2 separate regions of the Homo sapiens genome follow, and region 2 is linked to region 1. Evidence: chromatin loops called from intact Hi-C (ENCODE). Cell type or tissue: K562. All regions are shown on one strand.

Region 1 (8,000 bases):
TTGTATTTTTAGTAGAGAGGGAATTTCACCATGTTGGCCAGGCTGGTCTCGAGCTCCTGACCTCAGGTGATCTGCCCACCTCGGCCTCCCAGAGTGCTGGGATTACAGCTGTGAGCCACCGTGCCCAGCCGAGAACATGGAGTTTTTAGGTCCTCCCTGTCCCAGCATGTCAACAGGCAGCAGGGTCATGGAGTGCAGTCTGCCTCTTGGTGCCTCACGGTCCCATGTTACCCTCTCCATGGTCCCGTGTTACCCTCTCCATGGTCCCGTGTTACCCTCTCCATGGTCCCGTGTTACCCTTCACCACATTAGATACAGGTTGAGATCTCCGTTATACCAAGGACCTCACCTACCTTGAGCATGTCATCCAGAGAGACCTCTCTGAATCATCTTAAATACTTCATTGACATGTCATGTTCAACTACGCTACCATACAGGGCATTCCTTCATCTGCTGAGTACCTATCATGTGAAAGTTCCTTTGAGGTGGGGGATAAAAAGAATAGAAAGGGACTAAAAAATAATTCATCAAAAGTGAAGTACTGATGGTTCTAACCAGCTGGATCACTGATATTATATACTTTTATGAAACTAGGGATGTCGTAACAGATACATAAAGTACTCTAAAAACTGATTTGGGGAGAAAAAATGTTTATGGAAGATGTCTCATAATGCTTTAGGAGTATCTACTGCTGAAATCACTGAAAAGGTCATGTATTAAATAGATCTGATGTAGTCAAAAGCATCTCATATCTTCCAACAAAATGAACAATGGATCCTTCTTAGCAACAAACCACTGAGAAAAGAATTGTGCTTCTCATTAGGCATTCTGTAATTCCGCAGTCTATCTTCTGAAAGGCCTGTACAAGGTAAATCTTTCTTTCCTTTTTCTATCTTATATTGAACGTGGGGAAGGTTAAGGCAAAGAGCAAGAGCTTTCTTTGTGAAGGCACTACAGATAGGGCTAAATTGAGTTCCTCCTACCTCCGCTTGTTATCAAAGCTGCCCATAGTACAAAAAGTACTCTTTGCCACACAGATTTGTACTTGTAAATATGTTGCAAAACCTCGGTGAGACTTGCTAGGGCAGACCAATCTCGTTTGTGCAATAACAATCATAAGTGAAGGTTTAAAAGTATTCTCGCATCCAAAAATTATCCCATAAACTGGATTCTACCTTACTTACATTTTCCCAAATTCGCTAGGCCTTTCCTGAAATTCAATATTTTTAGCTTAAAAATGAATATGTGAACGGTCTACATGTTCACAGGATGCTCAGGAACAGAAGGAACCAATGAAAGAGCCACCAGGTTAAAGCCTTCTTTGAAAACAATTTGCAATTAAAGGGCAATTGAAAAATTGGTGAAGGGTTTGCATATAGAACCTGCTTGTTTTAAACTATTGTGTCCGGAATTGGTCGGTTCTCGGTCTCACTGACCTCAAGAATGAAGCCGCGGACCCTCGCCGTGAGTGTTACAGCTCTTGAGGTGGCGCGTCTGGAGTCTGTTCCTTCTGATATTCAGATGTGTTCCGAGTTTCTTCCTTCTGGTGGGTTCGTGGTCTCGCTGGCTCAGAAGTGAAGATGCAGACCTTGGCGGTGTTATAGCTCTTAAGACAGTGCGTCCGGAGTTGTTTGTTCCTCCCGGTGAGCTCAGTGGTCTCGCTGGCTTCAAGAGTGAAGCTGCAGACCTTTGTAGTGAGTGTTACAGCTCATAAAAGTAGCGTGGACTCAAAGACTGAGCAGTAGCAACACTTATTGTAAAAAGCAAAAAAAACGAAGCTTGACCTCAGCGGGTTGCCACTGCTGGCTGGGGCAGCCTGCTTTTATTCTCTTATCTGGCACCACCCACATCCTGCTGATTGGTAGAGCCGAGTGGTCTGTTTTGACAGGGTGCTGATTGGTGCATTTACAATCCCTGAGCTAGACACAAAGATTCTCCACGTGGCCACTAGATTAACTAGATACAGAGTGTGGACACAAAGGTTCTCCAAGGCCCCACCAGAGTAGCTAGATACAGAGTGTCGATTGGTGCATTCACAAACCCTGAGCTAGACACAGGGTGCTGATTGGTGTGTTTACAAACCTTGAGCTAGATACAGACTGCCTATTGGTGTATTTACAATCCCTGAGCTAGGCATAAAGGTTCTCCAAGGTCCCACCAGAGTAGCTAGATACAGTGTCCATTGGTGCATTCACAAACCCTGAGCTAGACACAGGGTGCTGATTGGTGTATTTACAATCCCTGAGCTACCCATAAAGGTTCTCCACGTCCCCACCAGACTCAGGAGCCCAGCTGGCTTCACCAGTGGATCCCGCACCGGGGCTGCAGGTGGAGCTGCCTGCCAGTCCCACGCTGTGCGCCCGCACTCCTCAGCCCTTGGGTGGTCAAGAGGACTGGGCGTCCTGGAGGAGGGGGCAGCGCTCATCGGGGAGGCTCGGGCCGCACAAGAGCCCACGGAGGGGGTGGGAGGCTCAGGCATGGCGGACTGCAGGTCCCGAGCCCCGCCCCGTGGGGAGGCAGCTAAGGCCCGGCGAGAAATCGAGCGCAGTGCCGGTGGGCTGACACTGCTGGGGGACCCAGTACACCCTCTGCAGCCGCTGGCCCAGGTGCTAAGCCCCTCAATGCCCGGGGCCGGCAGGGCTGGCCGGCTGCTCCGAGTGTGGGGCCCGCCAAGACCACGCCCACCCGGAACTCCAGCTGGCCCGCAAGCGCGGCGCGCAGCCCGGGTTCCCGCTCGTGCCTCTCTCGCTCGCGCCTCTCTGGCTCGCTCCTCTCCGGGTTCCCGCTCGCGCCTCTCGGTACACACCTCCCTGCAAGCTGAGGGAGCCAGCCGGCTCCGGCCTTGGCCAGCCCAGAAAGGGGCTCCCACAGTGCAGCGGTGGGCTGAAGGGCTCCTCAAGTGCCGCCAAAGTGGGAGCCCAGGCAGAGGAGGCGCCGAGAGCGAGCAAGGGCTGTGAGGACTACCAGCACGCTGTCACCTCTCACCATTTTGCATTAAAGCATCATTGACTAATCCATGGCACCAACAGCAAAGAAAGTGAGTAAAGCATACATACTCTTAGGCTATTTCTGGATGAGGTTTTTTGTTTGTTTGTTTGTTTTATAAGATACCCCACAATAGGTAATGGCAGAATGGCCAGGCCTAGAGCCTAGAACCTTCTCCCTCTGGCTCCCTGCTTCCTGTACCACCTGGCCAGGAGAACATGCAGACACAGAATTTCTTCCTCCAAACATACTTTGTAGGTGAAAATGTGGTTGACTTTGGATCTTCTAACTTTTTCCATGACCACTTTCATGCTTATTTATGTAATCATTCTAGATCATATTTATAGGATCACTCTTTCTGGTTTTAAAATTTTCTCTGTAGCCGGGAGGTGGGGATGGTTAATGGGCACATATGAAAAAAAAAAAAAAAAAAGAACAAATAAAACCTACTATTTGATAGTACAATAGGATGACTAGAGTCAATAATAATTGTTTATTAAAGAATGTAATTGGATCTGCTTATTTCACATTGCATGGTTGTATCAAAGCATCTCATGTACCCCATAAATATATATACCTACTATGTACCCACAAAATTTAAAAAAAAATTTAAAAAAATCTATTTTTTTCTCTGCTTATGTTTCCGGGGAGTCTTCATCAGAGCTGGCCTTTTGGACTGAATTCAGAGTCTAAATTGAGTCTTCACTAAATCAAGGCTTGGAGCTGGCTCTAAACAAAACTGGGGGTGTGAAATGTTCAAAGTTTAGCCCTCCTGGGCCCTCATGTCTGGAACCTCCTTCTTAACCTGGTATTTCTTCCGTTTTGGTCTCCCTTTTCTTCCTCTTACCTTCTATTAGTCACTATTCCCAATGAAAAGACTCTCCAAGGCCCTGGAGCACCTGGCCCACCTCTCCTTGCACCGGCTCCTGTATGCTTGGGCCCCCTCCGAGGCCTGACTTCACTGGTAGGTGCTGGGGGCTGCCCCGGTCTCGAGCTTCCTTTGATCTCCAGGCACAGACTGTGCCTTCTGGGGACAGTGTGCATCACGCGTCATGGAGGGAGCTTGTCACAGAGAGCAGACATGCTCCTTTCAGCTCTGTGCTATTGATTCTTTAGGTCTAGTATGAGGCCTGGGAACCTTCATATTTAAAAAACCTCCCAGGTAATTCCGATGCAATCAGAAGATACTTATTTTCAAATGGCCGCTTGTAGTCCAAGAAAAGCTCAAATATGATGAATTTTAGACAGGCAGGTGGAGAAGGTGGGCCTCTTTGGAAGCACTGGCTTAAACTGATTAAGCTTTGAGGAGGCCCAGGACCCAGAGCAAGTCTTTTCCAAGAATAATATGCTGTTGGGTCCGAGCCCCCACCAAGTCCTTCTACTTTGTTTGCCTGAAGGGAGCTATAGAGGATGTTAGAGATAAGGTCAGATGGAAACTAGCTCAGGTGCAGCCAACTGATAGCCAGGCAAGAAGCTTCTCTATGGAAAACTCCCCTCTGAGTCACAGAAAACATTTTTTTGAAACACTATTTTTTAGGAGAGAATGCTTCCAAATTGACAGTAAATGTACTCAGCCATTTGTAGAGTTCAGCCATCCTCAGGCTTTTTGGTCTCAGGAAACCTACATTCTTAAAAATAATTGACGACCCCCGAGAGCTTTGTTATATGCAGGCTGTTTCTATCAATATTTATTGTATTCGAAATTAAAACTAAGAAATATTTTCTTCCTTCCTTCCTTCCTTCCTTCCTTCCTTCTCTCTCTCCCTCCCTCCTTTCCTTCCTTCCTTCCTTTTTTTTTTTTGAGACAGAGTCTCACTCTGTCTCCTAGGCTGGAGTGCATGATCTCAACTCACTGCAACCTCTGCCTCCTGGGTTCGAGAATTCTCCTGCCTCAGCCTCCCAAGTTGCTGGAATTACAGGCATCCGCCACCACACCCAGCTAATTTTTGTATTTTTAGCAGAGACAGGATTTCACCATGTTGGCCAGGCTGGTCTCGAACTTCTGACCTCAGGTGATCCACCTGCCTCGGTCTCCCGAAGTGCTGGGATTATAGACATTAGCCACCGTGCCCAGCCTAAAGCTGAGAAATCTTTTCAATTATTATTTAATTCATTTAAAATAACAGTAATAAACCATTATTTTAATGTAGATGACATATTTTTATGCAAAACAATTTTATTTTCCCAAACAACAATAATGAGGAAGAAGAATGGCATTGTTTTACATTTTTACCAATCTCTTTAATATCTGGCTTAAGAGAAGAGAGCTTGATTCTCATATCTGTTTCTGTATTCAGTCAGTTGAGCTGGTTGTGATGTCACAGTTCATGTTTACTACACCCTACACACTCGTGGGACAATGATACTTACAATGCAGAGTAACATATTGACATTCTTATCAAACAGTTTTGACCTTGAGGAGCCTCTGAAAATGTTATGGGGATCTTGGCACCCACAATTTGAGAACCACTGGATAGCTCATCCTCCCCTTCCTGTCTTGTTTTTTGGATCTTGTATGGACAGGACTTTAGGTGCAGATATAGCGGAATATTTTTCTTTGTGAACACAGCTTACTAATAGTAGTTCTTGATACTACTTTTATGAATGTTCTTAAAAAAACATGTTCCAGCTGTGTGAAAATCATTTTCTTTTTTTTTTGGAGATGGAGTCTCTCTCTGTCACCCAGGCTAGAGTGCAGTGGCACGATCCTGGCTCACTGCAACCTCTGCCTCCAGGGTTTAAGCAATTCTCCTGCCTCAGCCTCCCAAGTAGCTGGGATTGCAGGCATGTGCCACCATGCCTGGCTATTTTGTATTCTTAGTAGAGACAGGGTTTCTCCATGTTGGCCAGGCTGGTCTGGAACTCCTGACCTCAAGTGATCCGCTGCCTTGGCCTCCCAAAGTGCTGGGATTACACGCGTGAGCCACCACACCCGGCCACGTGAAAATCATCGTCTTTTGCAAATGTCTCTGTGTTGAACAATCTTCATGAGTTGAATTTAATCTCATATTGATTATTTCAAGGCAACATTCTATTTCAAAAAGCCTGGACTTTCTGGGAATTAAATAAGGAATCTAGGAGCTGATAATAAATGATGAAGGAAGGTGTGACTCACTCGACTCCTTGGGGGCATAATTCGCTCTGGAGATGAGTTTTGACGAGTCGCTGGAATGGTGCATCATGGAACAGCAGCTGGATTTTGTTTGCCAAATAAATGTCAGAAGTGGAGGGATATCCCTTACCCAGTCCACTGAAGATTAAGAATAATGCGATCATGGAAGTCTATCATTAACCTTGTGGCTAATATAACAACTATATGAGAACAGACTCATTCTCTCTCTGTCTCCCTCTCTCTCCCTCTCTCTCTCTCTCTGTGTGTGTATGTGTGTGTGTGTGTGTGAGTGTGTTGGAGGGTGTGATGCAGTGGTTCACAGTATTGTGACACATACGTGTTTATGACACAAGTATAAACAGTCTAGGGAAAATATAGCTTACTCTATTAATGTCTTAGGAACATGCCAATGGCAAACCTATTTATTCTGCCTTTATGGATAACTCGTCTCTTCTCTCTATATGCGTGTATATAGTTATTTGTTGTAATTATCTTTCCAATTAAAAAAAAGGACGGGGCGTGGTGGCTCACACCTGTAATCCAGCACTTTACAAGCTAAGGTGAGAGGAAAACCCAGGAGTTCAAGACCAGCCCTGGCAAAATAGAGAGACCCCATTTTACAAAATAAAATAAAATAAAACAAAATTTAAAATTAGCCAGGCATGGTAGCAGGCACCTGTACTCCCAGCTACAGGAGGGTCGCTTGAGCCCAGGAGATCAGGGCTGCAGTGAGCTATGATTGTACCACTGCACTCCAAACTGGGTGACAGAGTGAGACTCTGTAACTCAATAAAATAAAATAAAATAAAATAAAATAAAATGTTACTCTGGGTCAGGTTGTTTTATGTTCAGTGCGCTGGTTTAATGGGAACTGTGGTATTAAGTGCATGTCAGAAGTGTGTCTTCTCTTGTGATGTCTACAGGGCCTGGGCCTCTGCTTTGCGCACAGCTATCCCCCAATCAAAGCCAGTAGAAAACACATCTTGATTGTGATGGACATGCAGGTTCCATCAACCATTCTGCAGTTACAGAACTGTAATAAAAAGCCGATCTTTTTATTATACCTGTATCAACATTTAAAAACTAATCCCAGGCTGGGGTGCAGTGGCTCGATCTCGGCTGGCTGCAAGCTCCGCCTCCCGGGCTCACGCCATTTAAAAAAAAAACAAAAAACAAGAGCTATTCCACTTTCTTGTAGACAGAAACTGATCAGAATGTGTGTATTCTAGAATATTAAGTGAAATTAAGATTTTTTTTTAGATTTTGAAATTTTAGTCCTTCATATCTTTGCAGTTAATGCCCATATTTCTCCATTTTTATTTTAAAGTCCAATTTGAAGAAAATTCCTTTGATTAAAAAAATTTACTTGTACATATAAAACCTTTTTAAATATTATTATATGTAGACTTGATTATTATTTTAACAGAAGTACTAAATGTCACAACTATTATTTCCGTAATAATATGGAATCTCAATAACCTCAATATATTCTTAAACAAGAATACTGACCTCGGAACTTCCCATAGGTACAAAGAACTGCCCCAGTGAAGGAATTACTTCCCTATCCCAAAGAGCTGCAGGACCGCTCTGTCCCTCTCCGTCAACAATGTCCCTCGCAGCTGTTCTCTTTAGGCAACGATCGTGTCCTGGCCACAGAAGCTCTGAGCATCTCCTTGCCACGGCTGTGTCAGGACCCCTGTACACCATATGTGCCTCTACAATCCTGCCCTTCCTAGTGCTTCTGCCCACACACTCAACACACTTCTCCTCTGCCCTTATTCTATTTCATCATTAGTCTCTGTTCGTCTTTTTCATCCCGTATCAGTGCCTGATCCTAGTTTTTTATTCTCTTCTAAAACACCTCCTCCTGGCCTCACGGTGGGCTAGCTTTCAGGACCTGCGA
Region 2 (8,000 bases), 98 kb after region 1:
AGCGTGGGATCTGCTGAGCTAGACCACTTGGCTCCCTGGTTTCAGCCCCCTTTCCAGGGGAGTGAACAGTTCTGTCTTGCTGGTGTTGCAGGGACCACTGAGGTATGAAAAAAATTCATGCAGCTAGCTCAGTGTCCACCCAAACAGCTGCCCAGTTTTGTGCTTGAAACGCAGGACCCTGGTGGTGCAGGCACCCAGGGGAATCTCCTGATCTGTGGGTTATGAAGACCATGGGAAAAGCATAGTATCTGGGCTCAAATGCACCATTCCTCACAGCACAGGCCCTCATGGTTTCCCCTGGCTAGGGGAGGGAGTTCCCCAACCCCTTGCACTTCCTGGGTGAGGTAACACCCCACCCCCCTTTGGCTTGCCCTCCATGGGCTGCACCCACTGTCTAACAAGTCCCAATGAGATGAACCAGGTACCTCAGTTGGAAATGCAGAAATCACCTGCCTTCTGTATTAATCTTGCTGGGAGCTTCAGACCAGAGCTGTTCCTATTTGACCATTTTGCCCAGGTCCCCTCAGCTGTGCAGGTTTTGATGCCACCACTTAGGAGACTGATGTCTTCCAGCTTCCAATATTCCAATATGGCTGGTTCAGTTAAGAAGAAACTGATGGGGGACCAGGCACAGTGCCTTGCGCCTGTAATTCCAGCACTTTGGGAGGCCGAGGTGAGTGGATCACTTGAGGTCAGGAGTTTGAGACCAGCCTGACCAACATGGTGCAACCCCATCTGTACTAAAAATACAAAAAATTAGCCTGGCGTGGTGGAGAGAGCCTGTAGTCCCAGCTACTTGGGAGGCTGAGGCTGGAGAATCACTTGAACCTGGGAGGCAGGGGTTGCAGTGAGCTGAAATTGTGCCACTGCACTCCAGCCTGGGTGACATAGTGAGACTCCATCAAAAAACAAACAAACAAACAAAAAAAAAAACTGATGGGGAAAAGAGAGAAAGTGTTGAATAGAGAGTGGAATAACCTAGACTGAGCCTCAGTCCTGCCTTAACCAGCTATATTTCTCTGGAGAATTCACTCAACTTTTCTGAGCTTCACCTTCCTCCAGAAGAGGAGAATTTGGTGGTCTTTATCAATTTAAAAATGTATATCAACATGCTTTCTAAGGCCTATATTAACCCTTTCAAGCTGAGGGATTATATTCTAAATCTAAGGTCCAAAAATCCAGTTTTGCTTGGTTCTGTCCAAAGGATGTCTCATTGCCTATCTATTTTTCAGTGAAACAATTTCTTTATCACTGACCATGGCTGCTCCTGTAACTTTCTTGAAAATCTGATGCAAGGATCCTGGTCAGATGAATGATAAACATGTGTTCTGTGTTGTCACCCACAGGCAATGAAGAATGGGCTGATAACCAACCTGAGATGCTCAATAGACATCTTATTGTATCAGGATCAGAATCCTTAGATCCATTGCACATGGCAAATTTAATGAACCTCGCCAAGGGGGTAATGTGAAAACATTAAAGGAAATAATAATTCTAAATCAGATAAGTATACTTTGTCATGCAAACTTTCCTTGTTATCAAGCTTTAAAAAACATAACCCCAATAGGGCCAAATTACAATGACAACTTCTCTCAGGCATATAATTATAAAAAATTAAAGGCACTTAAGAGGTCATTTAATCCAAACCCTACACTTCAGAGACGAGGAAATTGAGGCTCAGATGGGATAAACTATCTGGCCAAGAACTCACAGTTGCTTGGAGACAGACTAAGACCAGAATTCTGATTTTCTGATTCCAAGGCTCATGGGCTCTCTGTTTCACCTTGCTATCTACCCTAGATTTTAGCTGTGTTCTTTAAGCTGTACATTTCCAGAATGACCCTTGCCACTCTTGGGGTCTGTTCTGGTTCCTCACCTACAACCAAGATTACCACCACAGCTTCACTGACTTTGTGAGTGCCTCTCTTGCTTGGAGGGCCTCTGTTCCTAGCCTCTGGAAATCCCATCTCCTTTGATCTCTGTTTTCTTCATGGCCTAGCATTGTCCCTGCATCCAACCAAATGCAATCTGGGTTTGACACAAAGGAGGATTGTTGAAGAACCAGTTAGGAGACTTGTTTCCTCACCACACATTATTTTTGTGTTTTCATGCATCTCTCGGGATTTGAATGTCATTGCTGTGGAACAAATGCTACAGCCATCAGGGAAGCCACCAAGGCCAGAGACAGACCTCAGTGCCAATTGGATAACGCCTTTAGTGGAATTGGGGTCTGAGCCAAACCCTTTCATGTTTCCTGCTCTTAAAAGGGCATGCTGAAAGACAGGAGGGAAAGGTGGCCAGTCTAGCAACCCCAGGCTTCAGGACTGGCTTTCTCCTCTTGCCAGTGAGCAGTCAAACTACAAGAAGAAAAAAATTCATGCTGCCCCACCCCTTTTTTTAATGTCCAAAGAACATCAATTTTAATTTAAATGATTTCTGGAAAATGAATTGTCATTTTTTCTGAGAGAAAGGAAACACGGTCATGTTTGCATTCTCTTAAGAAGATGCAACAGCAAATACTTTTGGTACATACATTACAGGAAAAAAGTCAATAAAAAACAAGAAGAGCAAGATAAATGGATGATCATATTGATCTAAATAGAACAAAGACAGTTCCAAACCCATAATCTCTAAAAATCATTACACACACACAAGCATGCACCTATCTTTAGGAGTTTTTACCAATCGATAAGCAAAAACATGTATTAAATACCTATGTGTATATAAAAGGCACTGAGCTAGCAGCTTTTTTCTGATACCTGAATTCCAAAATTCAAGGGGTCTTATTACTAGCTAAAGGTAGTACTACCTAAGCAAGAAAAGAAAGAAGGCAGTATTGTATCCCATGCATACTCTGATACAATGTTCTTCAAGACCAGGTCACCCACCTGTTGGTTATTTTAAGAAGGGGAATTCTGGCGGCAGCTGGGACTCTGCCATAAATAACTTAGACGTCAACGTTCTAACACTGAAACCTTCTTGTCACATCTTTCTAAATGAATTTTGGAGGTATCTCAGGCAACTGGTCTGTCCAGAGCCATAGAAAACGGCAGAATCATGCTTATGTTCATGACCATTTTCTTTTTATCTGCCCTCTCCACCTGCAAGCTGGCTGTGGGCTTCGAAGAACTTTCCTTAGTGCGAAGGGCTGAAGAACAGCAACAGCACACAATCATCATTGTTACTATCTCAGGCTATTGACATCAACTCAGTCAAATAATTAAACCCACTCATATTTCAAAAGCTTCTAGTAACTATCATGGCCATTAATTTTAACCTCAAAATTCCACTCTCGGCATTTGAAGTTCTGCCAGAGTTCCTGATTACTTTGAATATTTGTCTCCTCCAAATCTCGTGTTGAAATTTGATCCCTTGTTGGAGGTGGGGCCTGGTGAGAGGTGTTTGGGTCACGGGGGCGGATCCCTCATGAATGGCTTGGTATCCACTTGTGGTAATGCAGGAGTTTTTGCTCTATTTGCTTACCTGAGAGTTGGTTGTTTGAAAGGGCCTGGTACCTCTCCCCTCTCTCTCTTGCTCCCTTCCTCTTGCTAAGTGATGCCTGCTCTCCTTCATCTTCTGTTGTGAATGGAAGCTCCCTGCAGCCCTCACCAGAAGCAGATGTTGCCACCTTGCTTTTTGTACAGCCTGCAGAACTGTGAGCCAACTAAGCCTCTTTTCTTTATAAATGACCCATTCCTCAGGTGTTCCTTTATAGCAAATGCACTGAGATAACGCCCAACCTCCCTGTGACTATGCTTCTGACCCACTGCAGCTTCACTGGCTCCTTCCTCACTCTGATTCTTCACCTGATTCACTGCTTCCTATTCTAATGGCTTTCCTGTTACCAAGAAGAGCTCAGTATCCACCTGTCTCCCCAAAGGCCTCCCTCTCATGCGAACTGAAAAAATCTTGGCTGGGCGCAGTGGCTCATGCCTGTAATCCCAGTACTTTGGGAGGCTGAGGCAGGCAGATCATGAGGTCAAGAGATTGAGACCATCCTGGCCGACATGGTGAAACCCTGTCTCTACCAAAAATACAAAAATTAGACAGGTGTGGTGGCACACACCTACAGTCCCAGCTACTCGGGAGGCTGAGGCAGGAGAATCGCTTGAACCTGGGAGGCAGAGGTTGCAGTGAGTCAAGATTGTGCCACTGCACTCCAGCCTGGTGACAGAGCAAGACTCCGTCTCAAAAAAAAAAAAAAAAACTTGACCTAAGAAGTGTACTATACATCCATGTGACACATATGTCTATGTGTGCAAGTGTTTTCTACATCATGGTCATTTGTAGGGAGGCTCACCTGCCCAGAGGTAAATAAAATTCAAGTTATTCAAAACCATGACATTAATGAATTCAACCTTAAAACTAGCATTAAAAATAACAACAAACACTCATGTTCAAGTGGGAACTTGAGCCACTGTCTTAATGTTTCTTCCAAAACTCAGCAAAAACAGGTTCTTTAAAGTTGATTTGAATATCTTTTGTTTATTTTGTTTATCGCTTGATTGGGACTAGAACATTTTTGTTGCTGTGCCCTTTTTTTCTCAGTATGTGTCAATGCACAACAATTCAGTTGGCTTTGACTGGCACTGGCATTTTCTCCCAATATGGGCATTTGCAAATAGGAAGAACAAACCGCATACATGTATATGTACATACCTTTACATATAAGCTCAAGCACAACTAAAACCCTACTTTTGTGAATGAGATTTAATCACTATATATCACATCTTAAATAAGAATTGTATAATCTTTAAAACATCCTAGTACTGAGTCTCATACTTAGAAGGTATTCAATAAATGTTTGCTGTAGCAACCACAGAAGATTTAGCTCACAAAAAGTCTAAGTGATTATCAATATAGCAGACCTTAGTGGGAACCCTTACTTATTATTTGATTTCCAAATATGAAATACATTCAACATCACCTTTGTTTTCTTCCATGGATTTCAAGAAGGTCTTAAGGGCTTTGGAGTTTCAGAGCCCCCCTTTTCTTAAATTGCTTTTCTTCTATGCTGTATATTAACCTATGGTTTTAAAAGATACTAAGCATATCCAAATAATCATCTGATTTTATAAGAAGAGAGTTGTGTTCATGGAAGTGTTTTTCCTACTACCAGTGAAAAGGAAGAATTTTCTGATAATTGTCTGGCTATCTGAGGGTCAGTGGAACAGATTAACTGACATCGACATCTCACATGTCCTCAACAGGAATACTTCTGAGCTGGTGTCCTTCACCCTTTCTAGGAACAAACAACTAATTTTCAAAGCTAGCTTTAAGTAATATTGATACGGAAGTGCTGGGAAGAGAAGAGTGTGGTCGCTATAAATGACAGGGAAGTGGGGGAAGAGAAGTGCTGGGTAGAGGAAGGGCGTGGCCCCTGGCTAGGGCTCCACCCCCACAGACCTAGGTGAGGACAGGCACTTCTGCCTTCGCGCCCAAATGTTGCATTTTCCAAGACCACACTGACCTGCCACGCCCCCATCCTGGGCCTATAAACACCCGAGACCCTAGCAAGACAGAGACAGAAGCAGCTGGAGGTCCAAAAGAGCACATCGCGGCGGAGGAACGCACTGGCCCCAGCTCTGGCGTGCCGATAGGCCACTGACCAGCAGAACGACGTGGAGTTTGCCGGGGCAGTCTGAGGAGAGCCAGGGCCGGTGGCGGACTCCAGGGGAAAACCATCTCCCTTCTGGCTCCCCCATCTGCTGAGAACTCCCCGATAAAACCTGTGCACTCACTCCATTCTTCAAGCCCACGTGTGATCCGATTCTTCCAGTCCACTAAGGCTAGAAACCTCAGGATACAGAAATTCCTCTGTCCTTGCGACAAGGTAGAGGGTCTAATTGACCTAACACAAGCTGCCTGTGGACGGCAAACTAAAAGAGCACCCTGCAACATACTCCCACTGGGGCTTCAGGAGCTGTAAACATTCACCCCTAGACACAGGCCGTGGGGTCGGAGCCCCACAGCCTGCCCGTCTGTGTGGTCCCCTAGAGATTTGAGCAGCGGGGCGCTGAAGACGCCAGCCACTCCCCTGTCGTATACCCTGCTAGTCGGACAAGGGAATCTTTCCTGTTTCAGTATTTAACAATGATAGTCATTCTTTGGGCAGAAGTTTTGATGCTGCTTTGCTTCAACTAGTTTAAGTAGATCTATTCCTTGGTTATCTAAAGAACCTGGTACTCCTCTCTCTTGCTCTCTTCCTCTTGCTGTGTGATGCCTACTCTCCTTCGCCTTCTGTGAGTGGAAGCTCCCGGCAGCCCTCACCAGAAGCAGATGCTGGTGCCATGCTCCTTGTACAGCCTGCGGAACTGTGAGCCAAATAAGCCTCTTTTCTTTATAAATAAGCCTCTTCCTTTATAAAGATCAAGATTCATGAAGCAATAAGAGTAATTTATGTTAGTTTAGTTTGAACATTTATGACGCAGCCAACTAAGAATCTCATGAAAATATATATCATGGAACTGAGCACCATGTTCCTGGTCTTGTTCTTCCTAATGTTTCTTCCAGACACAGACACATATGTTGTTGGGTTTCTGCAGGAGTCACTTGCAGAAGAGGAGAGCTCCCAAGGAGGGACTGAGCATCAAAGGTGGGTAAAATGTAACTACCACTGCCAGATCGGCTGCATGCATTTAACAGCTCCTAGTAGCGCTGTGAGAGTCATGTAGGCACTGCAAATCCAAAGAAGGCTCTGGGGACTCTGACCACATCCCTCTGTGACATTCTGCCACATGTAGGCGCTGGGTAGGCAGGCACATCTCCAGTCAAGGACCTCCATGAAGAAGAGGTCCTTGTTCCTTGCATCTTCCAGGACAAGAGATCTCTAGTGGGACCAGAGCAAAAGGATGCTCAATTCCATATAATTAAAAAGTCAATTGAATGAAATATCTGGATCACTAACTCACACTCCTATACCATGGATTCTACTGGATGATACAAGGACAGTGTGTTGTCTGTCTTGTCCAGAACGGTATTCCTAGCAGGCAGTCCAATGCCTGCTGCAGAGTAGGCATTCAGGAAATAGATTTCAACTGAGCAAATTGCATGAGCTGTTGGGGTAGGGGTAAAGAAACTGCGGTATCTTGTTTCCACAACTGCTGACGTTGGTTCACAGCTGTCAGGTGCTTCAGCTCCAAGGTCAGCCCTGAAGGGCAGCTGGTAAAGGCAGTAGCATTCACCCAGCCTTAGGCCTAATCTTTAATTATTCCCTTTAAGCCTGTTGCTGAATGGAGCTCCTGAAAGCACTTCTGCAGACATCAGTGGTGTTAGAATTGCCCAGTGCTTTCTGCTAAGGCTAGCGTTTCTTGGCTAACACTGTACTTGGTGTAACTTGGCTTGGATGCATGGTTGATCCCTAATGTGATAACATGGTTAAATGGTGGCTCACGTTTTCTTTTCACCTTAACAAGACTGAGGACTCTTGGGAGTTTACTATTCTGTAAGTTTGCTAAAGTTCGTTGATTTTTCTTCTCTCTTCCTGACCACATTAATTTGGAATAGAAGATATTTGCTTATTCACAACACTCAAGTCAGACTAAATATTCACTTTTGAGTGTGTATGTGAGTTTACTATCAGTCAAAATTCTTAAAAAATGAAAAAAAGTCAAAATGTGCCCTTACCGTAAGTATGTAGACAAATAATTTATTAGAGAAATACCATGGAAAATCTATCTAGTAGTTAAACCAGAGAATAAAAATCAGAAAATTATTTACTTCATTTGCACATACTAAAGTAGCTGGTTATCTTTGACAAATCAGTTAACCTCTCTGCAACTTGGATTTGTTACAGAGGTGATCAACAGTTTAATCACTCTGAGTTAGTAGACTGAGAATACCTTCTGCCCACCTGAGGGCTTTCCTTTGAAGAGATGCCATTGTTTTATATCCCAACTTATCGGGTTTCTATGTTTGATTGGTGGGAAGACAGTGCGTTGCACAATGCCTGGTCCATAACAGATGCTCAAGGAATATTTGTTGACTCAATTAACGAATGA

Evidence for each region. A loop is a pair of places that touch in the nucleus more often than their neighbours do. Peaks named below come from ENCODE experiments on the same cell type or tissue, not always from the same donor. Only the 100,000 strongest peaks of a DNase experiment are listed, where the experiment ranks them.
Region 2: a loop joins it to region 1, with 2.7 times the contacts of the local background. A loop is called at or near these places in 1 of 110 quality-filtered maps.

Annotation. Positions count from the first base shown.
Region 1 is chr6:11,927,828-11,935,827 of GRCh38, reverse strand. It overlaps LOC107986570 (a long non-coding RNA gene), which reads right to left and starts at 1,798. Exons shown (of 4, transcript XR_001743976.2): 1 at 1,437-1,798. RefSeq lists a silencer at 1-199. In K562, no CTCF peak of the experiment used is centred here; DNase peaks (open chromatin) are centred at 3,997, 4,387 and 5,372; H3K4me3 peaks cover 490 bases.
Region 2 is chr6:11,829,409-11,837,408 of GRCh38, reverse strand. No RefSeq gene overlaps it. Among named protein-coding and RNA genes, the nearest start is that of ADTRP, 55 kb to the right of the region's middle. RefSeq lists an enhancer at 2,788-3,087 and silencers at 3,310-3,500, 3,348-3,577. In K562, no CTCF peak of the experiment used is centred here; a DNase peak (open chromatin) is centred at 3,068; H3K4me3 peaks cover 488 bases.